4 separate regions of the Mus musculus genome follow, and regions 2, 3 and 4 are each linked to region 1. The links are chromatin loops, found by intact Hi-C in ENCODE. Cell type or tissue: heart. All regions are shown on one strand.

Region 1 (8,000 bases):
GGTTTGTTGGGGAGTAACCTGGAAACTGGTGCTAGACACTGGCTTCTTGGGGAGTAACCTGGAAACTGGTGCTAGACACTGGCTTCTTGAGGAGTAACCTGGAAACTGGTGCTAGAGAGTTCAACCTTAGGTCAGGTTCTCTAAGATGGAGTCTGAATCCAAAATCTGGTCTCTCATTTTCTGGTAACCAGAAGGCCCAATCATGGATTCATTGTCTAGATTTTGGAGGGAGTAATAGTGACTCCTCATGACCCTAAGCTGAATAGTCCCGAGTCTTTCTTTCATGAACTGGACCAGTCTGTTTAGAATGTACGACCCAAAGGTGAGGAGCAGAAGTAGAATGAGCAGGGGGCCCAGTAGGGTGGATATCACGTGGTCAGCCATGGGACACTGTTGAACCATGATTTGAACCAGCTTTGTACCTGTTCTTTCTCTTTACCTCTTGGCCAGGCCTTCTCTAACTTTGGCCATCAACTCTGACTATTCTAGAGTAGTCAGCATAAAAACAGCATTCTTTGAGGGATGCACATAGCCCTCCTTGTTGCATAAACAGGAGGTCCAGGCCCCTCTATTTTGGAGTGCTACCTCTTCCAGGGAGCCCAGAGAATCTTAGAGGAGAAAGAGCCCTTTCTCTAATCTCTCTATATCTGTGTCTATGGCCTCTCTTAGACCATCATAATGTTTGTTTTGCAACATCAAGGAAGCTACCCCAGTTCTGGTGCTAGCCGCCCAGTCCTGTGAGAACTGCCAGGGTTACAACTGAGATTGGTTCTCCCTTGGCTCTTGTGGTTCCACCTAAACCTGAGGTTCCACCTAGAAAATCTAGGATTTAGTCATCTGTGTGATAGGTGATCCTGAGTAGTTACGTACAAGTACACAGAATTCCTTGTCCTGTTATAGTATAGACCCATGAACACACGGGGTAAGCCTGCAGTTCGTACCCACAATGCCCAGGTGTGTGGTAATAGATATTTATCATTGTCTAGATTCATCCTATAGGTCTGGCTACAGGAGTAGCTGTAGTTCTCAGGGACTGTTTCTATACAGGTGTCCTGACCGTCTACATACTATAAGGTCAGCCTGGCCTCACCTTGTTGTCATATGCATTCACTGGGGTTTTCAGTTTCAGTAAAGTTTCCAATCAGGGCTATGCCTTCAAAGTAGGGTGGTCTTATCTCATAGCATAGTCAGCATGAGTCAATCAATTCAGGTGTGGATGCATTGGTGACCTGAAAGAACTGGAGCATCATACTCCAGAGGGGTTTAGGGCTATCAATACTCAGTCTTTGCATTGTCCTTGTGGCTTGGGTTGGGGCCTTGTTCCAAGCCTGCATAAGTGGTATAGGTGGGAGTTTAGCTAGCAGGATGTTAGGGCCAAGAGCAATGGGGGGATGTCTGAACATAGAATCGAATAGTGAACAGGATTCCAGAATCTTTACCAAAAACATAAAGTCTCAGTCCCCATGTCTTACCGGCTGTCCAGTCAGCTTTCCTACCATCATCTGTGAATCTGATAACAAGAGGACTGCTTTTCTCCCCACAGCCTGGGTATTGAACCTAATCACAGTGATGAGGTCCTTACTAGAGGGCTTTCAGTTTATTTATCCAGAGGATTCAGCATCCCTATGCTACACCCCATGAGAAGGTCTCATGGCCTCCATATTTATTGTGTTGGCCACAGCCCTGGGAATGTCCCGGGCAGACATAAAAAGCTTAGTGCCGAGTCTGCCATCACACCAATTGTGCGATGCAGCCATAATCTGGCAGGGGCTGCACCCGAAGGGGAGCAGTATCTCATTCTTTTTTGTTTGTTTGTTTGTTTGTTTGTTTGTTTTTCGAAACAGGGTTTCTCTGTGCAGCCCTGGCTGTCCTGGAACTCACTCTGTAGACCAGGCTGGCCTCGAACTCAGAAATCCGCCTGCCTCTGCCTCCCAAGTGCTGGGATTAAAGGCGTGCGCCACCAAGCCCGACTGTTATCTCATTCTTTACCCATAATATCAGAGAGGTTGGCATTGAGATGGGGGAACCAGGTACCCTGGGGTGCAATCCAGGAAGTGGAGTTGGCAATCTTCTTTGTGGCTGTATTGATGATGGCCCAGGTAGGGGGCTGATGGGGGTTGGGCTTTGCAGTACATACAGTAACGAGGCTCATCAGGATTGGTATAGTTTGAGCTTGAGAGGATTAGAAGGGTGCTTGCTAGGTAGCCTTCCATTTTCCTTCTCTCTGCTGGTCTGGATGATCTTCACCTGCAGGTCTGGATGATCTTCACCTGCAAACAGGTCTACAATGCTGGCGTGAGTATGGTGGATCCACATTGCAATCCCATCCACCTTCAGCCTGGTGGGGACAGTCAGAATGATCACATAGGGGCCTTTCCAACGATGCTCTAGCATCCCTTGGCCGTGTCTCTTGACTAAGATCCAGACTCCAGGCTGGAATCAATGAGGCTCCAGAGCTGGACCTGTTTCATAGAGGGCATGGAGTTTAGGCCAAATATGCTTATGGACCTACTGGACACCCTCAAGACGTCCAATAGTTGGTGGTCATCTGACTCAGTGATGACTCCTGTCTGAAGGTTAGGAATGATGGGGCGGGGGAGGGGCGGGGGGAACAGAGCATGACCTCAAAGGAGGTAAGTCCCACCTGATATGGGGAGATTCATACCCTCTAAAGGGCAAATGGAAGGAGAGTCTCCATGGTCAAATCAGTTAAGGTCTCTTTTAGGGTCCTGTTCATCTTTTCTACCTGTCCTGAGCTCTGGGATCAGTACGCATGATGAAGTTTCCATTTAATCCCCAGAATATTTGCTAATCCCTGACTTAACCTGGCACACAAAAGCAGATCTATTATCTGATCCCATAAGTCGAGGGAAGCCATACCTTGGAAAGTTTCTTCTAACATTTGATTAATCTATATAGACATCATGTTTTCCTTACTATCATGTAATTTCCCCCAAGTTCAGTAGCCATTTGACTTTGGCAAGAGAGTTTATCTGTAGCTGGAAGGTCCCAAGTCTGTTCTGTGGATCTTAACTATCAGTTGTGGATCTTAGTGTGTGTCTTAGGAGTCTTCAGTCAGATGAAGTGTCTGGATGAAGACAACTTCATTGTCCCATGCAGGTCCAAGGAGATGGTGGTCCAGTCTTGTCTGGATCTGTGGCAGCAGCACCCAATGACGGTTTGTCAGCATCCTTGACCAGGAGAGCCATTGTGAAGATGATGTGTAAGCAAGGGGGCCAGCCTCTGGCTACTGGATCTAATTTCTTTCAGAGGTAGGACACTGGTTGACACCAGGGACCAAGAGTCTGAGTCAATACCCCTTTTGCTACCCTAGATCTCTCGTCTATGCAGAGATGAAAGGGCTTAGTCACATCTGACAATAACAAGGCTGATGCAGAAATTAAGGTCTTCTTTAAGGCATAAAAGGCTTTCTAATGTTTCTTTGTCCACATAAAGCTCTCAGTAGGCCCATTGGTAGCCTCATAGAGTGGTTTAGCTATTTCTGCAAAGCCTGATATCCATATTCTGCAGAATCCAGTGGACCCCAAGAATTTCCTTACCTGGCAGGAAGTCTTGGGTGTTGGGAGACAAAGGACAGATTCCTTCCTGGCCTCAGAGAGCCATCTCTGACCTATGTTTAATACGTACCCTAAACAGGTCGCCTGTGGTTGGCAGAATTGTGCTTTCTTAGCAGAGGCTCAGTAGCCCATATTTCCCAGGGCCTGCAAGAGGTCTTGGGTTCCCTTCAGGCATTGTTGTTTGGTCTCTGCTGCCACCAGGAGGTCATCCACATATTGCAAGAGAATCAGGCTAGAGTGCAGGGTTCTGTACTCACTCAAATCTTCATGGGTGGACTCATCAAAGATGGTAGGTGAGTTTTTAAATCCTTGGGGCAGATGGATCGTTGTCGGCTGTCTGCTAATCCTGCACCATGGATTGTGCCATTCAAAGGCAAAGATGTCTTGGCTATTGGGTGCCTAGAGAAAGCATCCTTTAAATCCAGCACTCTGGAGGAATAGCACCTATAGGGATTAGGGACTGTTGGGTGGATATGCAGAACACATTGGATTACCTCTCTTAAGTCTTGTTCCAGTCTATAATCATCAGTTCTGAGCTTCTTGACTTGTAGGAGGGGGATGTTTCAGGCCAAAAAAGGTGGTCTCAGGATTCCCACATTAATTAGCCTCCTAATATGGGGGTTTAATGCCTTCCTTGGCAATCAGAATATGGGGTACTGTTGGACCCATACAGGTTCCACCCCTGGCTTGAGCTCAGTTCATACTGTGGTCCAATGTTGAGCCATCCTGACTCCTCTTGCCTCTTCCCAAGTACTGGGGAAGCAATCTAGCCAAGTAGTAATTTCGTCCTCTGATGTGGGAAGAAAATCAAAAAACCAGCACTCTTCGGCTAGGGCAGTGTTTAGGACATGAATAGGCTTCCCCTCTGAATCTAATAGTTTGGCTCTTTCTGGGGAGAAATGTAGTTGTGCCCTCATTTTTTTGTCAACAAATCTCTCCCCAATAGAGGGTAGGGGTATTCCAGTACAACAAGGAATGAGTGGTTATCCTGCCCACCCCTAAGTTCTTTGGGTAGTCCATGAGTATTGTTGAATTCCTGTGCCTCTTGGACCCAGGGTTTCTTTGAAGAAACTTTACCCTCAGCAACTCCACTGTGTTTCCTCTCCACTTTTACGATCACCATGGGCTCAGGGAGGAGGTCTGAACCCCATCGCCCTATTCTTCATCTCCATTTCCATCTTGCAAGGCCGTGGTTTAAATAGGCTTCTTTTTCTTGGGGCACTCTCTGGACCAGTGGCTGTCCTCCTTACAATAATTATATTGGCTCTTTCCCAAGTGGGGGAGTTCTCGATCCTTAAGGTCCCCCTTACCTCATTCTCTGGAAGCCAATTGTTTTAGGCGTCACCTATGGTCTTCTGGTTTGGTCATGGCTGCTAACAGGATCTTTCCAGGTCAAAAGTCTGTTACCTCTGCTCTTCACCTGTCTTTCTTACATTCTTTCTATCTGCTTCTCCTCTGAACTTTCTCTTCCATTAAACACTTTCTCTGCCACTATCACTAAGTCTCTCAGACTCTTTTCTCCTAACCTCTCAACCCTCTGGAGTTTTCTCTTGATATCTGGTGCTGCCTGATTAATAAAGACCAGAGCTAATAATGCTTTTGTTTCTGGTAATTCAGGGTCCATGTGGTGTATTGTCAGAATACCTCCACGACTCTCTCTAAGAAAGCTGCAGAGTTCTCATTATCTCCTTGATTAATGTCATATACTTTGGCCAGATTAGTGGGCTGTCATGTGGCCATCTTGAAATCTGCCAAAAGATCAAGAGTCTCTCCTTATCTTCAATTAAAGTCCCAATCTGGGTGGGTTATAAGGGAAAGCCAGCATCAATAGCTGCTTGGTTACTACTGGGTTCCCCTGTGGGGCCAGGAACCAGTTTCCTGGCCTCTGTCTAGATTCTCTTCCTCTCTTCTGTGGTGAAGAGAACCTGCAAAAGCTGTTGGCAATCATCCCAAGTGGGCTGATGGGTGAAAAGGACTGTTTCCAAGAGATTAATTAAATCTCAGGAGTTGTCTGAAATGAGGGAATTCTGAGTTCTCCAGTTATACAGTGGCAAAGGGATAACAGTAATGAGGTTTGCTTCTTGATCATCGACCAGCCCCACAGTACACAAGTGTGGGACAGCCAAGTCAGGCTCCGGAGGAAGCCCCTGGTGGCTTTGTGTTCCTGCAGCAGGTACCCCCCCACACACACACACACACTCACACTACCTATGGTATGGATGCCTGTGGCAAAGCTTCCTGTGGCAGCCTGAGGAGTTGAATATGGTGGGGATGGAAAGATAACACCTTCCTCCATTCCTCCTTGGAGGACTGGGTAGAGGGATGGTGCAGAAAGAGACAGATGGTCCCCTGTCACTTCCTCCATATCTTTGGACTTTTGGCTAGCCAAGGTAAAAACTTCTGCCTGTTGTCTGGGGAGAAAAAGTTTAAGCCAAGAGGGCATGTCCTCAAGGAGGTCTTGCCAGACCACCACACAGGGCATTTGGTCTGGAAGGCCAAACTTGGGTTTGAAAATGACTTTCTTGATCCCTTGGACCAATCTCAGCTCTGACCTCCCTAATGTGGTTAGTTTATGTTTCCTAATAATGACAGAAAAATTCTGTCCTTTAGTGTTAACATCCTTAAAATGACTAAGGAACAATTTTAGTGGAGTTGAAGGCACCTGTCCCATGTCAGCATCTGTCAGGGTCAAAGTTTCTCTGTAATGAGAAACTCAAGAACACACACACACACACACACACACACACATGGAAAAAAAACACACAAAAACAAAAAACACAAGAAAAATTTGTCCTCTCCTCTCTATCAGGAGGGAACAAGAAATAACTAGAAATAACCGCACTCACAGCTCTCCAAGGCCAGCACCAGATTCAGACACTAGATCTCCTGATCAGAGCCCGGAACATCTTCTAGAGGCTATAGCCTCCCAGTGCAGCCACTTTAGCCCCCTCTGATAGATTCAAGGCCAGCTCTGGTGCAATCACACTAGGATCTTTTTATTCAAGCTCCAGCTTGGGCCACACCACCATCTCTGACACAGCAGAATGGACAGGTGAAACCCTGAGCTCTCAACGGAACAAGGTTTTTATAGGAAATGGCAAGCAAGTAAGGGGATTTCTAGCCAGTCACACATTTTATTGGGGGCTATTATGGAATTTTGTTGCCCTTTAAAATAATTGGCTGGTGTTGGGAGCCAAACCATAAACTTAACTTCTTCTTCCTGATTTGTGGTTGTTAGGAAGTGAAATGCAAGGGGCAGGCTTGTAACCTCGAGGAGCAGGTTTGCTGGGGAGTAACCTGGAAACTGGTGCTAGACACTGGCTTCTTGGGGAGTAACCTGGAAACTGGAGCTAGAGAGTTCAACCTTAGGTCAGGTTCTCTAAGATGGAGTCTGAATCCAAGATCTGGTCTCTCAGTACAATAAAACTCAAGGAATGTTTACATTAAACTCTTATCAAAATTCATATGACCTCCTCCACAAAGATGGGTTCTACAGATTGACTGTGTCAGACATCATAAGGGTCTGAGGGAGGATCTAGTATGGTTTTAGTCATACAGATGGTATAAAAATCACAAGGCTAGTAATCACCTCCACTCCCAGCATTCTGGGCAAAACAAACAAACAAGCAAACAAAAACCAAGTTATATATCTCTTCCTTTGAAGAGACAATCTGCTGAGTTTAAAATTCCTGGTTTTCTTAGTGCTTATGTGCAAGCACAAGGGCCTTCAACACCCTACCTCTTGAAAATACTCAAGTCAGGTGCTGTGGCACACACCTTTAGTCCTATCAGGAGGCAGAGGTAGGTGTGAAAGACTCTGAAAGGAGCCCCTCACTCAGGCCTCAGGACAATAGCGGACACCCAAGAACTCACGATAGACTGAGCTTGTTGCAAACCACATGAGGCTTTATTCAGGGAAAGCCAGAGCTCTGGGGACGACTCATATCCCACGCAGGGGTAGAGGAGTCGACCTCGAGGGGAAAGAGGTCCCAGTTTTTATAGGCTCTCAGTGGGGAAAGGAGAAGGGGAGAGTAGGGGATTTCCAGATCTAAACAATGTCTATTCTCAAGAAATGGGTATGGGAAGGAAAGAGTCTGGTGCAGGTGTAGCAACTCAGGATTGGCCCTGGCTGTGCTTGCTGGGGAGATTTTCTGACTCTTTCTCAGCAACCAATATCACAAACACCTGGCAATGGGCTTCATCAGTGGGCACACACATGGGTCAAGGAACGGTCAAAACATTGGCAGACACACAGGTTCAAGGAGTGGCCAGAGCATTGTGCACCTCTATTTTTCTAAATCAGTGAAGCTAGTTCTGCTAACACTGACATCTATCTTGCCAATTTCAGGGCTTCTGTGTCCTTTTACATTCTGTCAGGATCTTTCCGGTGGATCTCTGAGTTCGAGGCCAGCCTGCTCTACA
Region 2 (8,000 bases), 340 kb before region 1:
GGGTCCTGAGTCGTGGGGCTTTCTTCTCACAGGCACAAAAATGGCAACAGGTAGCAAGTGAGTAGATGCTTTTCATTGGTTTGGTAAAGTTCTGCTGGTTTGTGCAGTGTTAATTTGGGGGATATATCTTGTTTGACCTCATGATTCTAACTGGGTCACTAGTCTTCCTGGAGCTGGCCCCTGGGGTCCCCTCTGAGCTGTTGAGAGAATCGCCTGTTTTGTATGCACGTCTGTCCTGTTTGCTGCCGGGTTTGATTGTCCTTAACATAGTAGTCATTTTCGCACACACCCCATTGGCCCGAGCTTCAGCCCTCAGCACAGAAGACAACTGGCTTCCTCCAGGTCACAAAGAATGTGAGTTACAGTGCATGTGTTACAGTACCTCTACACACACACACACACACACACACACACAGAAAGAGAGAGAGATAGAGATAGAGAGTGTGTGAGTGTGTGTTCATCCTCTCTGGAAACCCAAGAGACACCCAAGGTGTGCCTCCCCATCTCCTAGGTGTTGCTAAGCCCTGTCAAGTCAACAAAAAATAAGCCATCACACAAAGCTTGGTGGCGGCAGCAGGCTGCTCGTGAAGTAAGCAGGTGCCCAGCAAAGTCGGCCTCTCTCCCACAGCCACAGCCCCGGGAATTTTCTCTTGGGAAGCAGTGAACTGCTTGTCCTGGCCTTCAAACTGCTGACCTGAGTTCAGTAACGCCATGTCCTTGGTGGTGTCTCTTTTACAGGGCCCCAGAGGGCTACACATACCTTCCCTGTGCCCAGCCTGTGTGTGCTGCAGCATGGTACACACATCACTGCTATCAGGCTGCTAAGCTTTCTTACTGCATGAAACACAAGAGTCATTTCCTGACTGAGCTGGGCCATGCTGCCCTCAGCTACAGATGACATTCTTCTTGCCTTCTTTCCTCCTACCCTAGGCCCTTTGTTACCCGAAGTCCATCATGTGCACAGTATGTCCCTTAGCACAGGTGGTGACAGACCCTGACAGCCATGGATAGCTGTGCTCTTCCTCATATCTCGCCTGAGGTAGAGCCGACTTGACCAAGTCCATCTTTCATGGGCCAGAATCTGCTTCACAGTGAGGTCAGACGTTTCCTGGATATTTGCGGAGTAGATGCTTTCTCGACAAAGCCTATGAGGGCATCCGCTGAACGGACATGGTTTCCAGAACAAGGGACAAAGACTGACATACAAAGTAGCTGAGCAGACAGTAAGCAAAATGATTCTGAGTGGCTTCATTCAGTCTGTCTGCTGACTTCAGTACTTTTATAAAAAGTGTCCTTACTGCATTGAAGCCATGTGTTTCTGTAGACACACCATCAGCGTCAGCATGCATTCTCCTATCTTGCCCCAGGTGAGCTGTGGACAAGGTATACTGTTCTCCCACATGATGACCTTCCAAAGCCGGGGTTAGAGGGGCAGAGAGGAGCATGGGAACACAAGCTGTCCTTTCCTCATTAGAAACGAAACACAGCAGTGCGAAAATGGTCACTGATATGGAGGCCGTGCTCTGCTCTCTCACACAAGACACTGGGTGGAGCCAGACAAGTATCCAGGCAGAGATCAGGAGGCCTTGGTAAGTATATCAGCTGGCTGGGCAAAGTCCTTTGGTGAAGGGACTAGCCAGGCAAACTCATCAGCTAGACTTGTAGAGGGGAAGACATTAGGCCCAAGTCTCCTCTTACACACTTCTGGGTTCTCTGAGCCTCCCCTCCCACCTTAGTTTATCTCTTAAAAAGTTCATCTTTGAGTGTGTGTGTGTATGTGTGACATGTCTGTGTGCATATGCATGTATGTGTGTCTATGTGACATGTGTGATGTATGTGTTGAGTGTATTACATGTGTATCTGAGTGTGAAAGTGATTTGTATGTGACATGTTTATGTGACATGTATGTATCTTTGACTTATGTGTGTACATGTATGTGAGAATGACTTGTGTATGATGTGTTATTGTGACGTGTATGTATCTGTGACACATGTGTGTGCATGTGTACATGTGTGCGTACATGCCTGTGTCTGTGTGTATACACACATATGGAGGCCAGAGGTAAACTTTAGATATCATTCTTCAGTTATTGTCCACCTCATCTTCTGAGATGGGTTCTTTTCATTGGCCTGGAGCTCCCACGTGGTGTTTCTGGTTGGCCATTGAGTCCCAGGGGTTCCCCATCTCCCCCCTCTGAGCTCTGAGATTGCAGTGCACCCTACATGTGGGTATCAAGCTCGAGTTCTCATGCATGCACAGCAAGCACTTCGTCAAGTTGGTTGTCTACTTAGCCCTAAAAAGTTCATCCTGTCATCTGAGATGAGCTGAGATGTCTTGTGCTACATTTAACCACTTGGGGCAGCCACTGCACCATCTAAGTCTTCACCACATTCAAGGAGCGATGCCTTTACTACTGGCCTCCTTTCCACCTTTGTTTTCTGGATCTTTTCTTACATCTAATTTCACTCACACAGTGTGGGGGTGTGTAAAATGAGAGAGCATAGCTGGGGTCCCGTTGTCCTGGGCCTGTCCCATCAGTTGCTTACATTTTTCCTGGCTTTTTGGTACTGTGGCCACTAGGGGGTGCTATAGCCTCACATGCTGAACCTTGAGCAGGCGCTGCTGTGAGAAAAAAGCAGGAACCGTCCCTGCACGTGTCTCGTCCTAGCAGAATCAGGAGGCCAAAAGGAAGGTTCACACCTCTGGCACTGGGCAGGCCACAGCAAACAAGCTGATCCCTGCCATCCTGGAGGCAAGCGGGACATACGTGGCCAAGGCATCACCATGCTGTGTCAAGTGCTGGGAAGAAAATCAGAAGGGTGACGGGGTGCTAGGTGTAGGGGAGTCAGGGGCAGCCTCTCTGATGGGAAGGAGTCAGAGAGGGCTCTGCTGGACAGCCCAAAGATGGCGTGCCAGGCAGGAGAATGCAGGGCATTTTTTTCCAGTCCTGAGGAAAAGAGCTAGCCAGCTAGCTACAGGTGAGGTCAGGAAGGTGGGGCCTCAATGGTGGAGCCCAGGGCTCTTTAAATGAATGGTTGGGAAAGCCAGAGGAAGGGTGTGCCCTTTGCATAAGCTTGTGTGGCTGCTGCTCAGACTACAGCTGGGACTGAGGGCCATCCGAGAGCCACTGAAACAGACCTGACATCAAGCCAATGGGCTCCAGCCTCCCTGGGGACGTCACTTCAGGCTTGTTTTCCTCTAGAAACTCTTGCTTAACTATGCTTGGCTTAAGCCGTCCTCCTGTGTGTGAGCTGAACTCTTACCACAAATCCCTCTGCAGTCTGTTGCCTCCTGACTGGCTTCTCTCGCTCCTCTCTTTGGAAACCACGCGCTGGGCTTGACTCTTCTCTCAGCTCTTCCCGTCTCACCCACTCTACCGCCACCATCCGGCCAGTCCCAGTTAGTGCATGGAGGGCCACCCACAGCAGAGCTCTAGCCTCAGGGCTGACAGTGGAAGGCACTGTAACCTGGAGGCCTGTTGCCTTCTGCGCTCTGTTGGGCTGAGACCAAGAACTCAGCTCCTCTTGTTCCTTTCCCTTCTCCTGCAGATCAGAATCGTCCTGACTGAGGTTTAGACTAAGATAGACTTTACAGCTAGCATGAAAACAAGTAGCAGCTGATGATGCATGGTGTGGCAGTGGCACTGGGACCTGAGATGGAAACATTGGGTCAGCTCCTCCAGCCCCACTGAGCAATACACAGAATCTTGTCTTAATAGCACACTGACGTTGCTGATGGAACTGCTTTGGGGCCTTATCTTTGTCCCACTAGGAAAAAAAAAAGGAATAAAAAAATCTCTGTCCTGGGTTCCACCTCTTCTGATTACACAAAGGCTGTTCCAGCCCTCAGATTAACACAGCCCTCAGCAAGACAGGTGGAAATCAAAAGATGGAGAACACACCCTGGCCCCTGGGCTATTTGCATCTGTGGGATACTTGAAAACCTGCGAACAAGTCATGCAAATGAAGCCAGCGGCTTCCCTGCTGCTCGTTTGAATTCTTAACTGCTGTTTGCAGTAAGAGATACATTGGAGAGCTTGGGGGGTGATTCAGTTCTGTGTGCTGGGAGTCTGAGTTCAAGTCCCAGAACCAAGGTAAAAAAAATCTAGGTGAGTGTGGTAGCAGCCTGGGAGGAGAGGAGGCTGGGAGGAGACCAGAGGACCTCTAGGACTTGCTGGCCAGCCAACCTCAACTAATTTAGTGAGAGACTGTCTCAAAAAGCAAGGTGGATGGAGCCTGAAGGACGGCTGAGATGATGGCCTCCAGATACCACAGTTACACCCCTGTACACACATTCCCTTCCCCATCCCTGCCCCTGCCCCCCTCTGCCTTGTGAACACACACACACACACACACACACACACACACACACACACGATGTTGTCATCCAGCATAGAACCCCCTTCTCATGACACGGGATTTCCTCTGGAATCTCTTCGTTGTCTCTGATTTTAGCATGCTTTATCAGATAAGACCGCTGATTTTTATGATCTGGGTGGAGAGAGTGATTGCAGTCTGGAAAATACAACCCCAGATGGTCAGAGACGTAGAGATGAGTTTGAAAGGCCTGCCAGTTGAGTCTGGCTAGGGTGTGGAGAGTGGGACTGGCAAGATGCACTCTGGCCAGAGATGGAGAAGTATCTTTCCTTGCTCAGTCTTGACCGAAGTCAGATGTACAGACCACCAAAGGAATGTCATTGCTGTGTGTGGTTACAGTGCTCCAGATCTTCCAGGAAGACTAAGTAGAGGGACTGGACATCCCCCCCACCCCCACCCGCTTGCTCTGAGTGTGGCTCTTTATCAGAGTGTGTGCCTTCACAGCCTTTGAAATTCAAATGAGCTTGCAGAGAAGTTTATTTAACTTAAGACTTCAGCCCCTTTCACACCACTGCGGCATTGGAACCCAGACAGCCCTTCTTTTATAGCCCAGCAACTGGGAGTTTATTTTTCAAATAAAAGTCTGTTTTCCCATAAAACGCTGAAGGTTTCGTGCAGTGCAGGGGAGGAGTACACCCCAGTTTTCAAGGCTTCAGTTTGGAGTCTGCAAGTCTACAATTTACACGCCAAGGGCTTTCCCGGGACTGAGGGGGCCCTGCCCCGGCTTGCCCTGCAGAACAAACTCGGGGCAGTGGGGCAGCCTATGTGGACCAAAGGGCCACAGAGCAGGAACCAACGGGCTAAGGCTTTATAAACTGGAGTAAGTTCGCTCCTCTAGCCCCAGGGTCTAGACTCACAGCTCTGCACCAGCTCCAGCACCTTCTCCTGAAGACACCTCTCTCATCCCCTGCCTCTCAGGGTCCTGCAGGGAAGTGGAACTTGTGTGCGCTGAAAACAGATGGGCTTAGTCCAGACTTAGATGGTTACAGTCACGTGGTTCTGTGGCTGTGAGGGTAAAGAGTGGAGATGGAACCACGGGAGCCTGAGAGTCCTAGAGATTAGAAACAAAGCCCTGCCTACCTCCCTGCGTGGGAGAGTTAAGAAAGAAAGAAAGAAAGAAAGAAAGAGAGAGAGAGAGAGAGAGAGAGAGAGAGAGAGGAAGGAAGGGAAGAAGGAAGGAAGGAAGGAAGGAAGGAAGGAAGGAAGGAAGGAAGACAATGTAGACCAGCCAAAGGTGCCCAGTGGAGGATGGAACCTGAACAATGGCTGCTCAAAAGGAATGGCAGCCATAGGAACTGTACCCAAGCCGGACATTTCCCAAGGCCTGACCGCTACAGCCCCACCAGCCCCACCGAGAAGGCGGGGCATCTCTCAGCAGGATCCGTGACCCCTGGGAAATGGAAGAGCAAGGAGTAGGTGAGAGAACACACATAGTATAGAGGACATTAAGTGGCTGTGGGGCCATGTCACTGGGCCTTGGTGACAGATCCATTGGGTTCCTCCTGACACTTGAGAGACAGGAGCCTCGCCCTACAGTCCAGTAGCAGCAGCACATTGGTAATGGACACTTGTACACCTTTCCCTGACAGGAGCCCTGGCATGCTTCCTTCCATAGCATGTGTTTGGTGTGTACCTGGGTCATCACTGTGGGTCTCTGATGGTGCATTTTTGCTGTTAGCTTTCAGAGGACTCCATGGGGCCTGGGCATGGGTTCAGACACTGGAGAGACAGAGAGTGGGGATCACTAGCCTCTGTGAAGTATCGCCAGAGGAAGAACCTGTAAAGAGGAAGCTTGTGACAGGGTGACAGGAGGGCACCCTGGCACACGTCTTCCCTTGATGGAGAAGTCTTTGGGAGGAATGCGGTGCTTCTCCAAGAAACCAGCGAGCCGTGAACAGGCACAGCTAACTGGGAGCCAGGCCGCCTCTCCTCCTGCAGCCCCTGTGGAATGCTCCTAGAAGGACCCTCCAGCAGCCACAAGGGTTGCTTCCTTGCTTCGTCAAGTATTAGACCCAATGGCCCAATGCCAGTGTGCACTCAGGAAGAAGGGACAGTAAGACAAACTGAGGCAGGGCTTAAACACAGCTAGAAATTGAATGAATGAGGGGAGGAGGCTGTATGTGCCACCTGGGAAAAGGCAGGTCTGCAGGTGGGCACACGGGACATGCACACAGGAAACGTGCATGCGCTGTTCACAGGGGCTTGGACCAACAACCTGAGCGTGTCTTCAGATGCCAGGATTCAACTTAGCATGGATTTGCTCAATGCCCAACACTACAAGATTTACCCTGGCTGGCCCGTTCCCCAGGCACAGCTCCCTCCTCGGAGGCCACAGCTCACCCAGCCTTGGCCTGCCGGCCTCACTGGGCCCTGTGCTCACTGGCTACGGCTGGAGCTTTCCAGATCCCGGCAGCTGGCAGGTCTGCAGCCTTCTGAAAAACGTGACTCATCCAGCCTGTCCACAAAGAAAAGGCAAGTATGTGTGGCATCTGGGTTTCCTGAAAAGTGCAGCCATCGAATGGCACAGCTATGTGGTCTGGCACCTAATGCAGTTCTAGGAGGGCGCCCTCTGGTGGCCACCATGCACCTGTCCTGAGAAGGAACTTCTGTCCCTGCCAGCCCAGACAGGGTTGTGTGGGTGTTGGGAATGAATCATGAGACTCTCCCAGTCCCTACACAGCCTTCCTGAGGGACACTCCAGCTTCCAGTAACAGCTACTGCCAGTATGCATGACATGTTTGCCCTCACCTCAGCCCACCCTCCCATTTTTGAGGCAAGGTTGTTTTTGTAACCCTCCAACTCACTTCATAGCTGAGGATGGCCTTGAACTTCTGACCCTTCCACCTCCATCACCCGAGTACTGGACTTTGATGGTGCTGTACACGGTGCTGGGGGTTGAGGCCGGGCTTCATACATGTTAGACACTCATGAGCTGTGCCCTAGCCTCTATCAATTCCTTTTGTTAAGTAATATTCCATTCTGACAACTTCAAGCTCTCAAAAACTAATAATAATGGGGCGGAGAATGGTAGAGGAAGACCCCTGACATCCACTTCTGGTTTCCTCATGTGCACATGTGTGCACATGTACCCCCACACGAAAACACACATGGACACACACACACACTGCATGCACACTCACTGTTAAACAATCTAAAGTGTTCTTTTGTGCTCTTCACTCAATTCACAATGCTAACATCTCTCCAAGTTTGCTTAGCTCTGACATCTGTCCATCTATCTGTCTGTCTCCTGCCACCCCACCTCTGCTCGCGCAGTGCTCGTCCCAGTGACTGAGAGTAAATTACAGATTCAACATCCCCTAACTCAGAGGTTCTCCACCTCCGTAATGCTGTGACCCTTTAATACAGTCCCTCATGCTGTGGTGACCTCCAGCCATAAAATTATTTTTGTTGCTACTTCATAGATGTCATTGTGCTACTGTTATGAATCGTAATGTAAATATCTGGTATGCAGGATATCTGATCTATGACCCCAAACCAGTCAGAAGCCACAGGTTGCAAACCCTGCCTAACCCCTGCTGGCTTTGTGAAAAGAAGGTGGATCCGCCACAGTAACTATCAAGTTCAGGAAACGAATGTCAACAAAGAGTGATTAGCTCCACTTCA
Region 3 (8,000 bases), 110 kb before region 1:
ACCCTCATTGTTTGGTATTAGAGGTGGGTACTAAGGGCTTGTCTGTGTTCCAATCAAAGGATGAAAGGCGTGTGCTAAAGACTGAGCTATGTTACAACTAGAAACAGTTTTTCCAGGAAATAACGCAATTTTGGGGTTCACACCATGATCAAATATCCCACAACAGAGATCCACGAACAAGGAAACTTAGAAAAGTAAGTACTTATTTGGGGCTTACGGTTTCAGAATGTTAGCTAGGGTCCATCCAGTGATGGTATTTCAGGGAACACGGCAGCAGACAGGCAGGCAGGCATGACACTGAAGCGGTAGCTGTGAGCTTACATCTTGTTCCACAATCATGAGGTAAAGAGAGTTAAATGGGAATGGTATTGGCTTTTGAAGCCTCAAAGCACACCTCCAGTGGCACATCTCCTCCAACAAGACCACACCTCCTAAACTTTTTTTTTTTTTTTTTTTTGAGACAAGGTTTCTCTGTATAGCCCTGGCTGTCCTGGAACTCACTTTGTAGACCAGGCTGGCCTCGAACTCAGAAATCCGCCTGCCTCTGCCTCCCCCACCACGCCCAGCCACACCTCCTAATCTTTCCCAAGCAGTTCTAACACCTGGGAACCAAATATCCAACAGATGAACCTGTGGGGTTCAGGCTCATTCAGTCCGCCGCAGGAGGTCAGGCTTGGGGGCAGGGGCCTTTCCTGTGATGCCTTTCACTGGCCCTGGGGTCTGTTGTTTGCTTGCTTGCTTTCACTGCTTCCTCTTTCTAACATTCTATTTGGCTGGTGAAGACATCTATAAAGTCTCCTTTCCCTCTGAACATTTGGAATCCAGTCCATGCTGTGGTGACCCTCACATTTCTATCATTCATGGTTAACTATGCACTGAAAAACACAGTTATTGCAGAGACTGGGTTTATAGCTCAGCGGGGAGCATTGCCACGCACACACAAAACCCCGACTTTCACACCCCCAAGCAGCAGACACTAAAAAAGAGCTTGCAACACTATTTATTAAGCTCCATAGTTTTAATTTTCCCTTTTATAAGAACACACTATTCTGTTTTTAGAGAGACTGCCACCAGGCAGTTGTGGCCAGCATATTTTATCACTGTCTGAGCTATTGTCTCTCAAATCCCACTTCTTCCATCTGGGCTCCTTCTTGTGTACTTCTTTCTCTGATGCGTTTAGTGACAGTCTGGGATGCTAAATGAGAGTGGGATGCAACCTGGGATAGTTTTATTTCACCATTACTCTTGTTTGATGTTCCACAGGGTCACAGGGCTCCCTGAGATATCCTCTCATGTTCACAGAGGACTCATATCACAGGACATCAGACCTGGGAGCCACCTGCGATGGCTCATGTTGGTCAACTTGATACACCTGGGAAGAGGGGTCCTCAACTGAGGGATTGTTCCCAGCCTGTGGGCATGTCTATGCAATATATATATATATTTTTTTTTGATGGCTAAATAGATGTGGTACATCCCAGCCCACTATGGTCGGTCCTATTTCTAGGCAGGTGGGCCTGGGCTGTAAGAAAGACAACTGAAGGTGAGCAAGCATGTCAACAAGCCAGTAAGTAGCATTCCTCTGTAGTTCTCTGCCTCTGACTCCTGCCTTGGCATTTCTCATGACATGTAAGAAGGATCTACATATGTGGAACACTACTCAGTCTTCAAAAAGAGAAATTGTGGATATCTCTTGATTTGGAAGATAATGTCCTCTGTGACTAAGCCAGCCACAAGGCTAGTGGTTGTGGTTTATGCCTTTAATCCAACACCTTTGAGGTCAGCCTCATCTACAAAGAGTCCCAAGACATTCAGGGCTACACAGAGAAACCCTGTTTTAGAAAATCAAGAGAGAGAGAGAGAAAGCTGGCAAGACGGCTCAACGGGTAAGAGCACTGACTGCTCTTCCAAAGGTCCTGAGTTCAAATCCCAGCAACCACATGGTGGCTCACAACCACCCATAATGAGATCTGATGCCCTCTTCTGGTGTGTCTGAAGACAGCAACACTGTACTTATTTATAATAATAAATAAATCTTTGGTCCTAAATTCAATTCCCAACAGCCACATAAAGGCTCACAACCCTCTGTAGAGCTACAGTGTACTAATATACATAAAATAAATGAATAAAATACTTAAAAAGAAGAAAGAAAGAAAGAAAGAGGCCAGATATGGTGGCTCATGCCTTTAATCCCAGCACTCAGAAGGCAGAGGCAGGCAGATCTCTGGCCAGCTTACACTACAAATTCTACAGATTAAGTTTCAAGACAGTCAGAACTGTTACACAGAGAAACTGTCTCAAAAAGCAAAATAAAAATAAAAGTGTGGCTGGGCAGTGGTGGCGCATGCCTTTAATCCCAGCACTTGGGAGGCAGAAGCAGGTAGATTTCTGAGTTTGAGGCCAGCCTGGTCTACAAAGTGAGTTCCAGGACAGCCAGGGCTGTACAGAGAGACCCTGTCTCAAAAAAACAAAAAACAAACAAACAAAAAATAAATAAATAAAAGTGTGGGGTGGGGAACTGCAGGAAGGGTTAATGGGAACTTCATGTTGAATAGTGCAGTTTCAGTTTTGGTGTGGAAGCCAGTGAAAGTTGCCCAGCATATTGAGTAAAGTGTGTGCGCACACGTGTGTGTGTGTGTGTGTGTGTGTGTGTGCGTGATCTCACATGAACATGCATGCATCCCTGTTTACCTGTGTGTTTTTGTGTAAGGACCAGCAGTTAACATCAAATGTCTTCCTTCATTGTTCTTATTTTTTGAGACGGAGTCTTTCTGTGAACCTGGAGCCTCTGCCTCCCACGAGCTGCACTAAAGGCATGTGCCACCACCTCAGGCTCCTACGGTGTTCTCTGTGGCTGGGCATCAACCAGGACTTAAGGTACACTCACTCACTGATTTGCTCAACGATCCTGGGAGGAGTGGATTGTTAGCCCCACCTTACGGGTGTGGAGAACTCATCGCAGAGCTGCTTGCCTTTGGTCACACAGCAAGCCAGTGGGGGAGGGAGGATTTAAATGCAGAACTCCCGCCTCTGCCTCAATGGCTAATAATAGCTCTCAGCACCCCAGCCTGGTGCTGGTGAGGACACAGGCTTTATCCATTCAAGCCCTTCTTTTAGATCTTGCCTCTTCAGTTCTCTCTGCTGCATCTGTTTACACTTCATCTGACAAGGACTCTCAGGCTGACTTCAGAATCTGTGCCTGAAGTGCAAATTAAAGCCCAAGATGTCTAAATGTATTCCTTAGAGACACAGAAATAAGAAGGGATCCCCAAGGACCCCTGCCGCAAACGCACAGCCAGTGGTTCTTACCCTTGTGGGGATCAACCGATTGTTTCAAGGGGTGGCCTAAGACTATCAAAAAACAGATATTTGCATTATAACTTATAACTGTAGCAAAACTGTAGTTATGAAGTAGAAACAAAAAAATGTATGATTGGGGTCAACACAGCATGAGTATTAAATAAAGGCTGGCAACATTAGGACGGTTGAGAACCACTGTTTAGGCCGACCAGGCCTATTCTATATAAGGAGTTCCAGGCCACCCAGTGCTACGTGGTGAGACCCTGTCTCAAAAAGAAAGAGAGAAAGGAGGTATGGAGGAAATGAGGGACAGACAGTCTATAAGACAGACAGACTTTGGTAGCCTCCCACAATGGTGCTTAATAATTTCCTTAGGAGCTGGGTGGTGGTGGCGCACGCCTTTAATCCCAGAACTCGGGAGGCAGAGGCAGGCGGATTTCTGAATTCGAGGCCAGCCTGGTCTACGAGGTGAGTTCCAGGACAGCCAGGGCTACACAGAGAAACCCTGTCTCGAAAACAAACAAATAATAATTTCCCTAGGATGTAGTTACTGATATGACCATAAGGGGGCAGGCTTCAGCATCCGTCATTTCATAAACCCTGTCCTCCAAAATCGCGGTTCTGACTTCCCTCCCCTGACAGGTCCCTTTCTGCAGATGTCTGATCCCTGACTTGGGAGAAACACTCAAGCTCATGTCCCTACGCTAGAGTAGGGCAGAGCAGGAACTGGGGGACACATGGGTGATCATAGCTAGACACCTCTCCCAGCTAGCTCAAACAGGCTGGCCTTCTAGAGCCCGATCCTGGTGGCAGGCTTACGAGTGCCAGCCCATTTTTGTTCATTCGTTCGTGCATGCCCTCCCCGATGGCTCTGGGTGGAAATGCCCAGGTGGGGCTCTCAGGATCGCAGGGTAGATCCCCAGACCGCAGGGCCCTGGGCCCACGCTGAGCAACCTTGTGTTAGGTGCTCTTCATTCCTGTCCGACCTCAGTTAACTCAAAGAAAACACCACCTGGTTGCTACTTGCACTGCTGGGTTGCAGGCTTCTGCCCCAAGACACCTAGACCCAGGCTGCCCTCCTGACCTGAGCCTTCTAGGAGCCTCGGACTCCAGGACACAAATCTCTGCTCTTTATAAACTATCCACATTCAGGCTTTGCATTACGGCAGCAGAAACTGCACCAAGAAGCAATGTCCTAGGCAGATAATGGAAGGTTATTCAATGCTAAAAAGAAATGCACCACTTGGCCAAAAGACACTATAATCTCTTTTATGCCATTTTATTTTTCAAATCTTAATTATTACTTATGGGCAGAGGTCAGAGGGGTATCCCATCACCTGGAGCTGAAGTTGCAGGCAGTTGTGAGCTGCCTGCTGTGGGTGCTGGGAATAGTCTGTGCTCTTAACCACTGAGCCATCTCTCCAGCCCCACATGATAACCTTAAAGCTTGTTGCTTAGTGAAAGAAGCCAGTCTGGTCTGGTGTGCTGGCCCAGACCTGTAATCCCAGCACTCTGGTGGTAGAGGCAGGAGGATCAGGAGTTCTGCTTTATAGCTTGTTTGATGCCAATCTAGGATAGGTGAGATCCTGTCTCAGGGAAAAAAAGCAAAAAACAAAACCCAGTCTGAAAGGTAACTTAGCTACAGCAGCCTTCCTATCTGAATTGTAGGAAAAGCAAACTGTGAACACAGGAAAATTATGAATAGTTCCAGGGGGGCTGTCCTGTAGCAGCGACCAGGGGGAGGCAAGGAAGAGCAGAACATATTCACACAAATATTACAACAGTGGGTGCCTGTGGGGCAAAAAAAAAAAGGGGGTCCCACGTCTGCTCAGGGTTAGGGCCACTGGGTGGGGCGGACATGGGGCATTTGACTGCGTGCAACCCCACAGAACTGCCCAGCGGGCGTTGGACTGTGGGAAGCGGTGGGATCCTGCTCCAGGGGTGGGAAAGGGCATAGTCTGGGGTCCCCGCCGAACTGCCAGAGCTGGGCTCCAACTCTCGGGCACTACAGACCGCTGGGCACTGACGCCACTGTATGTCGAGGAAGAGCTGAGAACAAAGTGGGAACCCTCGGGCAGAAGTGGCCGGGGGCTTGAAGGAAAGGGGGCAGGAAGGAGAGCTCTGGCAGGTTACTGTGGGGAGGAGAGAGTCTGACTAGCTCAGGCGGCTAGCTCTGCGGGCGACTTGGTTTGGCTGCTGGCGGCCGGCGTGGCTGGAGCACAGCAAGGCTTCCTGGTGGGAGGTTAGACACTTGGATCGGTAGAGGGAAACCCGCTCCATTGCTCCAGCAGAGCCGATCCTGATGGGAAGAGGCAGTCCATGGTTTTAAGGCATTTATTGTAGAAAGGCAGCGAAAAGGAGAGAGTAGAGAAGCAGAGGGTAGCCATGGACACGTGGGGGGGGGGAGAGGGGGAGAAGGAGGGAAGAGGTGAGAGTAAGAACAAGAGATAAGAGAGAGAGGAGGGGGCAAGCAGCCCCTTTTATAGTGGGCTGGGCCATCCTAGCTGTTGCCAGGTAACTGTGGGGATGGAGTCCAGACCGAATACCAGGAACTTGGACATTGCCTCCATGACTGATGGCCACACACACCTCTCTGCAGGGGGCTACGGGAGTCTGTAGCTGTGACAGGAGCCAGGGGCCCAGAGGGCGTGGCCAAACAACCCGCTGTCCCTTAGGGTCACCAGGATTCAAGGCCTGTGCTCTACCGGAGACCAGGCTGTCTGTGCACAGTTCACCGCCCCACCAGTGCCATTCTTCAACCACAGGAACAAATCCCTGTGTTCTTCTCAGGCTGGCCTTTCAGGAGAATGGGTTTACACAAGAAGATAATGGGAGGGCTGTGGAGATGGCTCAGTGGTTAAGAGCTTCCAGGGGACCTGGGTTCGATTCCTAGCACCCACATGGTGGCTCACAACCATCTGTAACTCTAGCCCCAGGGCTTCCACATCCTTCCTCTTTCTAGTTTTTACGGGCACCTGGTGAGCACACATATACCTCAGGCAAACATTCAATATGTTTTACTGACATGTGAGCTCTTATTAGGGAGACTCATAAAAACAGAGTGAATATTTCTAAGGTGTGTATGGAGGCTTAAGAGATAAGCGTTGTCTTAACCAGGTCTGTACAGAGACCCTGTCCTGACTTTAGGTCCCTTGCTGAGACAGTTTGCTGTGTGGTCCTGTGCTTACTGTATACAGCCCAGGCTGGCTTTGAATTCTCATTGTCCTGCCTCAGCCTGCAAGAGCTGGGTCTTCTTGTACTTGGGATGTAGGCTGCCTGCTCCACCCATGGCTCTCTACCTCCAGAGAGCATGACTGACAGCCTAAGGCCAGCCTGGACACACTCCGAGAACAGTGTCCTCAAAAAGAGCACCGAGTCACCCACAAGGAAGCTGCATTCTTCTTCTAAGAAACAGAATCCAGTGCCCACAGGTCCCTGCTGGGTTTGTTGGAACGTGTCTTTAATGTACAGCAGCACGAGGCAGGAGAGAGGGGAAATTGTGTGGCCATAGGAAGGGATTGGGGCCGCCAGGACTGGAGTCTGGTGGAGGTCTCCCGACAGCTGAGAAGCAAGAATTCCAGCACCTTTAACATTTCCTGAAGGCTGCTAACAGAGACAACATTCCTTTCAGAGAGAGGGAGAGAGGGAGAGAAGGAGAGAGGGAGAGAGGGAGAGAGGGAGAGAGGGAGAGAGGGAGAGAGGGAGAGAGGGAGAGAGGTCTAAGACAGCAGTGAACCTGCCCGTATACCAAGGCCTAAAGAAACTTGATTACTACCTCAAGACTCACAATTAGTATCTTTGTCCTCCCCAGCTATAAACCTGCAATTTTCTAGGAACCTTACAAGAAGAGCCATTTACTGTAAAAGGCATGTCTTAACACTTCAGCTAACCTTTCAGAGTCATGGTTTTCCCTTATCAGATTGTAACCATAAACAAAGCCTGTGTGGGAGGAGCTGCCCTAGAACCTCACTGTGGTAAAGGTGGGAAGGAGGAGGTGGGGAGGCTCCCTTAGAAACCTTTCAACTGAGCTCTTACTCACTAAGAGACGAGCAGAGAGGGGAGCTGGGCTCCCAGCAGCCACACCAGCTGGCTCACAAACGCCTGTAACCCCAGCTCCAGAGGATCTGACGCCCTCTTCTGGCCTCCGTGGGCACTGCACTCACACCTGCACAAAGTCATCTGGGTTAAGGTGTACTATAAAACTTCCAGGCTACAGAGCTGGCTCAGGACAAAGCTCTTACCTGTGGGATAGTGGTTAATACTGTCAACTGGATAGGATCTAAACTCACTTGGGAGACAAGCCTCTGGGCAGACCTGGGAGAGACTGTCTTGATTATGAAAGGAAATAAAACTTGAGACCTGTGATTCATGTAATGTATGTCAAATAGCCCAAAGAGTTGTTTGTGAGCTTTGAAACCTGGGGCTGAGAACATAGCAGAACAGACCAGGACATGCCCGGGCAGGCCCATCACCTCTCTATCTCCCACCCCTCTGACCTAAGTTAAATGTTAACAGGCTGCTGATGTTTAACTGGACCAATCATGTGAAACCGCGCCAATTCCTCCCCCAGCCCCACTCCTTTTCTATAAAAACCTTCCAAGCCTCATGGTCGAACCCACTGTCTCCTGTGTGAGATACGTTTCGACCCGGAGCCATTAAAATACCTCGTGTTGTTACATCAAGGTGTTGTGTTCTATTCA
Region 4 (8,000 bases), 77 kb before region 1:
TTGCCTTCTGAGTGGGAAGTGGGTCAGACCAGTGTGGGCAGCTCTCATCGGCAAGTCACTCTGCCAGGGCATCCTACATGCCTCACTTTGGCTAATACGTGAGACGTCTGGGTAGGCGCCACTCTGTACGGGGGAGGGGGCTTTCTTTTCTATATCAGTTACAGAATCAGCTGGGCTCTGGCACGTTTGATTGAAAGAATGCTTTCCTAGCGTCTCTGCGAGGATGTAGGCATTCGGAGAGAGTTGGTGGAATGGTTGGCTCTGGGTTCTGCATAATGCTGTTTATATGAAAAATATACAAGCCGTCTTCTGAAGACTGTTCTTGTCAGAGACATCCCAGGCTTCACAGGCACCTGGCCAGTTGTGAGAGAGCCCCCTCTGTCCTCTGGGTCACACAGTATGTACTGGTGCTATTGAATTATGGTGAATCTTAGGGCCAGTAGAGACTTCAACAAATGAGAGGCATTGTTTTAGCTGTCTTGGCGCAGCATTCCTAAAGGATTCTATTACACTTTAAAAATATTATAAATTGAAGGCCTGCCTGCTCATGGCCTGAAACTGAGGGTGAGAAGCCAAAACTGGGGCATGAGCCCCCTAAGCTGAGTGCCTGAGGGGAGCCAGTGACCCCCAGCTCTGACTAGTGTGCTGGTTTCTAGGCAGCCTTGCCCTCACTGAATCTTGGGTCCTTAGTTGTAATAGAACCCTTTCTCCACCACATCTCATGGACTCATGGGAAAAAACCAGTATATGTGTGTGTGTGTGTGTGTGTGTGTGTGTGTTGGGATGGGGAGAACTCACTGTTTCTCCAGTCTAGCCCAGGGCCAGGAGTCTCCCACTTTCCTTTCCACCCATGCATGGGGGAGACTTGAAATACTGCTTTTCTTCCCCACCTGTCCTGGAGCATGGAGAGCATTTCCGCATAGACATCTTCGAGGGCTGCAACTTCACGGGCCAGTGCCTAGAGTTCGTGGAGGACTGCCCCTTCCTGCAGAGCCGGGGCTGGGCCAAGAGCTGTGTCAACGCCATCAAGGTGTATGGGGACGGAGCGTGAGTACAGCTGGGGCTTCCAGACAGGCTTGGTAGGGTGGATAGCCATCAGACCCTGTGGGTGACTCACGAGAACCCCAGCTTCCTGGGGTGCCAACTTACACAGCAGCGTCACCTGCTCAGAGAAGGTCCATCTTCTCAGCTCGGATAACCCTGGGCCTGGGCCTCTCTGCCTGGTGGCTTACAGCCCACACCAACTTGTTGGAGATGGGCTTCAAGGGGCTCTCCTAGGATGGATGAGAGTGTCTGGGAATTGTGCCTGTCTTCGCTAGTCCAAGGCATCTGTCAGACCCGGTGCTTGCCTTGTGGGGCAGCTTCCTGGCGCACCTGCCCATTGTACACATGCAGGCGCCCCTCACCTGGGGTTTCTCCTGCCCTCGCCTGAACTATCTGCCTGTGCACACACAGATGGGGCTCAACACTCAACACTCTCTTCCCATCTTCCCTGCCCATTCTGGAGAAGCCATCACCATTTTATAGAAGCACAAACTGACTGCAGTCAACTCCAGAGCCTTTCTTTCCACAGCAGAAGCCCTGCTGGGACTGCAGCCTAGGGGAGCCCCTTCTACCCTAGAGCTGGGTACCCTTCAACCTCCCCCCGCCCCCAGCAGAAGAGCCCCACAGGATCCCAGCTTCCCTGCACAGGGTTGGTGTGGGGAATCAGCTCCCATGGAATTTCTGAGGTTCAGGATCAAACCCTTCGGGGAGGGGGTCAAGGAAAGGATGAAGGGAGACAAAATGTGCTCAAAGCAGAGCCCTAGCTACCATCTTACCTGACCCCCTCCCCCAAGCAGATGATACCCGAGAGTCCAGGGGTAGGAGTCCAAAACAATTTGCCTTGAGAAATTCCCAGGCTAAGTTGTGTCTCATGAGATCAGAGGCATACTTTTGTATGGGAGATGTCAGGAGACCCAAGACAGAATCCTCCTAGCAACCCTGGGAGCCTGAGGGAGGGAAGGCAGGAGTGGACACTGGATGGAAGAGAATATAATCTCCACTTTCCAGGGAGGAGCCAGTCTCAGTGGCCAGGAGGTTGAGGCCAAGATGATGGATCCAGAGTGTTCTTATCTTTGATAACCTTAACTCTTATGTGATATAAGTCTTGTGCAGAAGTAGCTTCGAAAACGGTGATGCCCTGGGTCCCTGGTGCCCTTTCTGGGATCCGGCCAGCAGTAAAGCAGGGCTCCTCAACCACCTCCCTGTGCCAAGAGTGTTGTTCCTTGTGGGTTCCATGTCAGCTCAGGAGTGAACGGTCCCTCATACCTGTGTCCTAGGAGGCATGTCAGGAAAAGCAGGGACATCCCCCAACACTCCAACAGACTGAGCGCCCCCCCCTCTAAATTTTAAAAATGATTTTTATTTCCATACATTTGTCTTACTTGCATGCATGTCTGTGCATCACATGCATGCCCGGTGGGGTCAGAAGCAGGCATTAAATTTCCTGGACCTGGAGTTACAGACAGTTGAGAGCTGCAGTGTGGGTGCTGAGAAGCAAACCTGGCTCTGGACAAGCAGCCAGTGCTCTTATCTGCTGAGCCGCCTCCCCAGAGACCCCTTCTCTGTTGCTTTCCTCTAAGAGTTGCAGCTAGGTGAGCAAGGATGCGCAGGATTAGCTGTCACACCAGCCAGGTCCCTTTTCCTTTCAGAATGTCCACAAGAGCTCCAAGATGGCTCAGGGCAGTACAGAATAGAGACTGGCTCACTCTCTTGGAGACTCTAGCTATGTGGTGGAAGGCTGTGGTTGTAAGGAAGTGATCTGCTCGTCCCTAGCATGACACCCCCCCACACACACACCCCTTAGTTTCCAATCCCTGACCCTACTGTCAGATTGTACCATTTACCAGTTGAGGGGTCAAGATGATGAAGGGAGGGGCCTACGATGACTTGGAGTGGAAGAGCTAAGGGCTAAGGAAAAGGAAGTGAGCTATGTGACCTTTAGTTTCTCCCTCTCCCCCTCCCCCTCCCCCTCTCTCTCGGCTGAGCTGTCTGCAAGCAGAAAGGCAAGGACACTCCCTGGGAGGGAATTTGAGAAGTTTGGGACTGAGTAGGAACTGCCTAGGCACATCGCGGGAGGGAGGTTCCCCGAGAAGAGAGGTCAGAGTAATACTACAACCTGGATCTCAGCCATCTCCTCAAGAGGCCGTGAGCACCCGAGCACGCCCGAGGGAGTCCTGCCCCAGAGAAAAGCTGTTTTCTACTCTAGTGAAAGAGGGGGAGGGGAGAGCCCGAGGTAAAGACAGAGACAGCCCTCTGGTGCAGGCAGGCCTGGCGGCTCCTCCTCCCCGACTTCCTAGCTCCCTTAGGCCAGCCTCCAAACCTGAGCCCCAAGTGAGAGCGTCCACACGACGACTCTCCCTGGGTCCCACATTTACACCTCTATACTTATTAAGAACCTTTTCCTTATGCCTGTTCCCAGGAAGAGACCACCCATCCGATCTTCCCAGTTAATCTTCCTGATTCCCTGGTCCACTGGGTTGTAAAGGACAGGGGCCTGGTACACACCTTCCCCCCAAATCCCCCAACACAAGGGCGCTCTTGTCAGACCTCCTGTCCTGCCAGCTCCAGATCCTCTGTACAACGCAGGCAGCACAGCCCACTTGTACTAGAGCACAGGCACCGCCACGGCTGTTGGCTGAGTGGATACACAGTGGGAACGGTCCCCAGTTTGTGTCAGGCGTCCTGTCAAGAGCTGGGTACTCTGTGCAAAAATGGCCCTTTGGTGGGTGACTGGGCATAGTGCATCCCCAGTCGCTCTCGCTTTTGTCATGGGATGGTCAATTACTGGGCAGTCCCCATCTTGTCGAACCCCAGCACCAAGCCCGAATCAGATATCGTCAATCAAGGTAGTGAGGAGCTAGGACCGAGGGGCGGGGGCGGGGCCGGGGCCGGGGAAGCGTCCTCGTGTGGTTCCCTCCGGGTGACTCGCCCTTCCTCTGCCCTTCAGGTGGGTCCTCTATGAGGAGCCAAACTACCGCGGCCGCATGTACGTGTTGGAGAGAGGAGACTACCGCTGCTTCTCCGACTGGGGGGCCCACAGCGCACGCGTGCAGTCGCTCCGCCGGGTGCTCAACTTCTTCTAGTCCCAACTGCGTACGTGCGACCCACGGAGGCAATAAATATCCAGAAAGCGGAGTGCTGGCGGGCCTCGGAGTGCTTTCTAGGCCTCTCACCGGCTGGCGGGCCCCAACCCGGCAGGGGGAAGGAAGCCTGCTGGAGCAAGGAAGCCAACTAACTCCCTCCCCCGCCAAAGCCTAGCCAGAGCAGCAGCCGCCTCGGGGCCCAAGGCCACACGAGGGCGCCCGCGAGCAGGACGCAGGCAGGCTGTTTTCTCCTGCTAGGGGGCCACGCCCGAGAGGAGGGGCGAGGTGGCGGGGGTGGGGGTGGGAGGAGGATGAAAAATGGGGATGGGAAAGGGGGTGAAGGTGAAGGGCGGGGTGGGGGAGAAGAGGAAGCTTGCTTGCTGGGAAGCGGTGGGGGCGAGAAGAAGAGGGGCGGGGCAGGAGGAAAGAGGCGTGGGGGAGCTGGGGGTGGGGGAGAGGAAGGCCAGGGGAAGGGAGGGGCTGGCTAAGAGGAAGAGTCCTGGCTGATTTGGGAGGGAGAGGCCAGGTGATAGAGAAGGGCGGAGTCATGCCCCTGGAATCCGGGGAATGGAGACCTGGAAGAAGCTATCAGGGTCCTGAGGCACTAGACAACGACTGTCCCTGCAGGATATCACTCAGCCTCCGCCTTTGCGCGGCTCCCGGAGCAACTCTATAGAGCTTCCCTGTCATCAGATCTTTTCCAAGACATTCGGTCCGCCTTGGGGCTGGGCGTAAATCTGGAGAACACGTTTCCGGGAATGGAAGACCGGAGGAGACCCCTGCAGTGGGGTTTCTGATAAAGGGGTCCACATCCTCGAATGCCAACGTTGTTCCCCATTGAGAGAGGAAAGGCTCCTTGAGGGGGGTTGTCCAGATAAGATGGCGGCTCAGGTTATTTCCCTGCCCCTGCCTGTAGACCCTGGTCCTCCCTGACCAGTGTCTCCCACCTCTCCTGCCTCATTTCCTCCTCTACCTCCCTACACCGAAGGAAATGAGAAAAAGAATATCATTAAAAATCACTGCGTTCACACAGGTGATGCTGTCACCAGGGGCTAGGCAGAGGGCAAAGATGAATGACTCAGGGCCCTGGGTCACCCCAGGACAGTAGAGGATTGTTCTAGGTAGAGCTACGTTAAGCAGCCTCTGGGTAGAGAGCACAGGCGTATCCTCTGCCATATGAGTCCCCAGGGCTTGCTGACTCTACTGCATTCCACCAGAAGCCACTAAAGCTCAGAAAACTGACAGCTCCCAAGGGACCCTCCATCCCCTTGAGGCTTAGGCCAAGGACCCCTTGGGAAGGGAGTCTGTTTCGAGTCAACCCTGCGTGTTGCTCAGGAACAGGAGCAGACCCCTTTGTGGGAGAGTTGCAGCCAGCTTGCTTCCATGAGTGAGTAAGGCCTTCCTGGAGGAAGACAGGGCCCTGTCTGTCCTTCCTTCTCCTCCATAACCATCCACTCCAGCCCCTAACACATCAGAGGAGGGCAGAATCCAGCTGGCCCTGGCTAAGGGTCTCACACTCTTTTGCTTACTGTGAATAGCATTACTATGGGTGTTTATTGAGCGCTGACTTTATACCAGGCTCTTCAGTAGATATAATTCATGCAGTTTTACTTGATCTATACAGAGACACCCGTGCTTCTTATCACCCCTGGACAAATGAGATGGTTAGACTAAGACAGCTAAGTAACTTGCTTGGTATGACATAGCAAGCAGGATTCAGACCCATTGCCCCTACACTGAAACACATTTGCATATATTAGGATATTTGACTTGAGCTTGGGAGAAAACCAAAAGTCCTGTTCTTTGTGAAATAATGCAAACCTATCTGTTACACGCACCCTACATATGTGAAAGCGCAAGCCAGCTGTGGTGACTCAAGCCCCCCCCCCCCCCTAAGCAGAGGCAGGTAGATCACTGCAAGTTCAAGGCCAACTTGATCTACATAGCAAGTTCCAGGCCAGCCAGGAGTGAGGCCCTGTCTAAAAAAAGCCAACACCAAACACAACTAAAGAAGCCCAGCGACCTGTGAGAGGACAGTTGTTGCAGCATGGCAGTTTGCATGCAGCCATGGAGCTGTGCTCCCAACGTGAAGTGAAGCGCTTTATGATGTGTGTGTCAGTCAGTGACCATGTACTCGAGGGAAGCAGGGAGAAGAACTGGGTGACAGCAGGACTCTCACTCAGGGGTGACCCTATAGCCATACACTTTTTTGCAACCCACTTTTTTTTTTTTTTTTTTTTTGAGACAGGGTTTCTCTGTGTAGCCCTGGCTGTCCTGGAACTCACTCAGTAGACCAGGCTGGCCTCAAACTCAGAAATCTGCCTGCCTCTGCCTCCCGCATGCTGGGATTAAAGGCGTGCTCCACCACGCCCGGCTTGCAACCCACTTTTAATGAGGGTTCCACCTCTCTCTTCTAGCCCATCACCCAGCAGAGGTATGGAGGAGAAAAGGTATTAGGATATGGAGGAGGTGGACCCGTTCAGCAATGGTTCTTTGGGAACGAGTTTGATCTTTTTGGACAGCAGTTCAGTCCCATAACAAACACCAAATACAACTCAGCAGCTGCAGAGCAGCCCTCTAGGCAGGCAGATACCAGGCACAAACCAGCAGCTGCAGTCCAGTCCTTTCAGCACGCAGACACCAGGCAGCTGTAGTTCAATCCTGAAAAAACCGCCAGGCTCACCAACCAGCCTACAGTGAGGCTGTGGAGGCAAGCAAGCTGCTGCAGGAACCTTATGAGCAGTTCTTGGGTGAGTTTCTCTCAATGACAGCATTACCACAAGTTGAGCTCAACAACAGTATGAAAGGAGAACCAATAAATGCATGTCTTTAGTGAAGAATAGTGAGGCAGAGCAAACCAAATGAAGGCTCAGTGCTCCTCTCCCACTGTCTGTGGGGTCTTATTTATACTTCTCCATCACACATCCTTTCACCCGTGTCTGCTTCAGGAAATCAGTCTTTCACGTGTTTGCTGTAACAAGACATCCTTTCACCTGTGTGCCCCAGCACAACATCATTTGGCATAGCTAACTTTCCAGAGCTAGAAGTTACCACTTCACTGCCCTGTGCCTCAGTGTCCACAGAGGCACTGGGGTGGGGGATAATAGTCTGCTCTAATGGGGGAGGGGCTTCCTCCTGGGAGCCAGATGGCACCCACTGCCCTACCTTGCCAAAGCCAGTTGCAGGGACTCCTCTTGAATTTGCCTCTCTCCCAGCTCCCAGGAACAGAGGCGCCTCATTAGGGCGAGTCAGTGTTTCACACAGCTTTGCATTCCTGGGTGACCTCCCTGTCACCCCAGCCCCCTGCTTGCTAATCTGTCAGTAAAATCTGCTTTTGGTCAGGAAGAAGAAAAACAAGCTTCTCACTGCAGAGCCTGTGGGCAGCTGTGCAGTTTATCTGAAGTCCATCCAGGGGGTCGATGGAACGAAGATGAGAGAGCCTTTAGTGTGGTACATGCTTCTCCCATTTCTGTCTCCATGCTGCGGTTTGGAAAACTGGGCCTTCTTAGAGCCATCTCCGTGTTCCTCAGACCCCTTGCTGGTCAGGGATCTGAAGGCATTGTTTATCAGGCCTGGTCAGACCACAGGGGAAAACTTTCCCTTTGAAGCCCATACTGATGCCTAGCCATGGCTGTGGTGTGCCTCTCCCTACTCCTCAGCCCATACCAGGGTGATGCACTAGTCTCTGTCCACTCCTTTCCCTGGCTTCCCTCTGCCCCATCTCCAGCTGTGTCCTGCTTGGCCACTCCTTGGCTGGAAAGCCTTCAGAGCAGAGCTAACCCCTAAGTGTCCTTTTCCCTCTAGAAACCTCGGTAGAGGTTTTAACATAACCTGTGAGACGAGACATGTTTTAAAATCCAGCTTCATGGCTGA

The links. A loop is a pair of places that touch in the nucleus more often than their neighbours do. Peaks named below come from ENCODE experiments on the same cell type or tissue, not always from the same donor. Only the 100,000 strongest peaks of a DNase experiment are listed, where the experiment ranks them.
Region 2: it touches region 1 in a loop (8-fold over the local background); 25 of 42 quality-filtered maps call a loop at or near these places.
Region 3: it touches region 1 in a loop (6-fold over the local background); 27 of 42 quality-filtered maps call a loop at or near these places.
Region 4: it touches region 1 in a loop (5-fold over the local background); 19 of 42 quality-filtered maps call a loop at or near these places.

What each region holds. Positions count from the first base shown.
Region 1 is chr5:24,670,198-24,678,197 of GRCm38, reverse strand. No RefSeq gene overlaps it. Among named protein-coding and RNA genes, the nearest start is that of Nub1, 12 kb to the left of the region's middle. In heart, a CTCF peak has its summit at 3,778 (motif pointing left); a DNase peak (open chromatin) is centred at 3,757; H3K27me3 peaks cover 691 bases.
Region 2 is chr5:25,005,917-25,013,916 of GRCm38, reverse strand. All of the region lies in intron 3 of Prkag2 (protein kinase, AMP-activated, gamma 2 non-catalytic subunit), which reads left to right. Among named protein-coding and RNA genes, the nearest start is that of 1500035N22Rik, 24 kb to the right of the region's middle. In heart, CTCF peaks have their summits at 2,376, 2,577 (motif pointing right), 3,395 (motif pointing left) and 6,945 (motif pointing left); DNase peaks (open chromatin) are centred at 2,696, 3,236 and 6,846; H3K4me3 peaks cover 916 bases; H3K27ac peaks cover 4,006 bases.
Region 3 is chr5:24,776,266-24,784,265 of GRCm38, reverse strand. All of the region lies in intron 1 of Gm33591 (a long non-coding RNA gene), which reads right to left. Among named protein-coding and RNA genes, the nearest start is that of Crygn, 22 kb to the right of the region's middle. In heart, a CTCF peak has its summit at 3,862 (motif pointing right); no DNase peak of the experiment used is centred here; H3K4me3 peaks cover 961 bases; H3K27ac peaks cover 2,889 bases; H3K27me3 peaks cover 734 bases.
Region 4 is chr5:24,747,181-24,755,180 of GRCm38, reverse strand. It overlaps Crygn (crystallin, gamma N), which reads left to right. Exons shown (of 4, transcript NM_153076.3): 3 at 902-1,047; 4 at 3,992-4,179. The coding sequence ends at 4,127. Among named protein-coding and RNA genes, the nearest start is that of Gm33591, 5.9 kb to the left of the region's middle. In heart, a CTCF peak has its summit at 4,304 (motif pointing right); DNase peaks (open chromatin) are centred at 3,200, 3,710, 4,320 and 5,270; H3K4me3 peaks cover 3,025 bases; H3K27ac peaks cover 5,162 bases.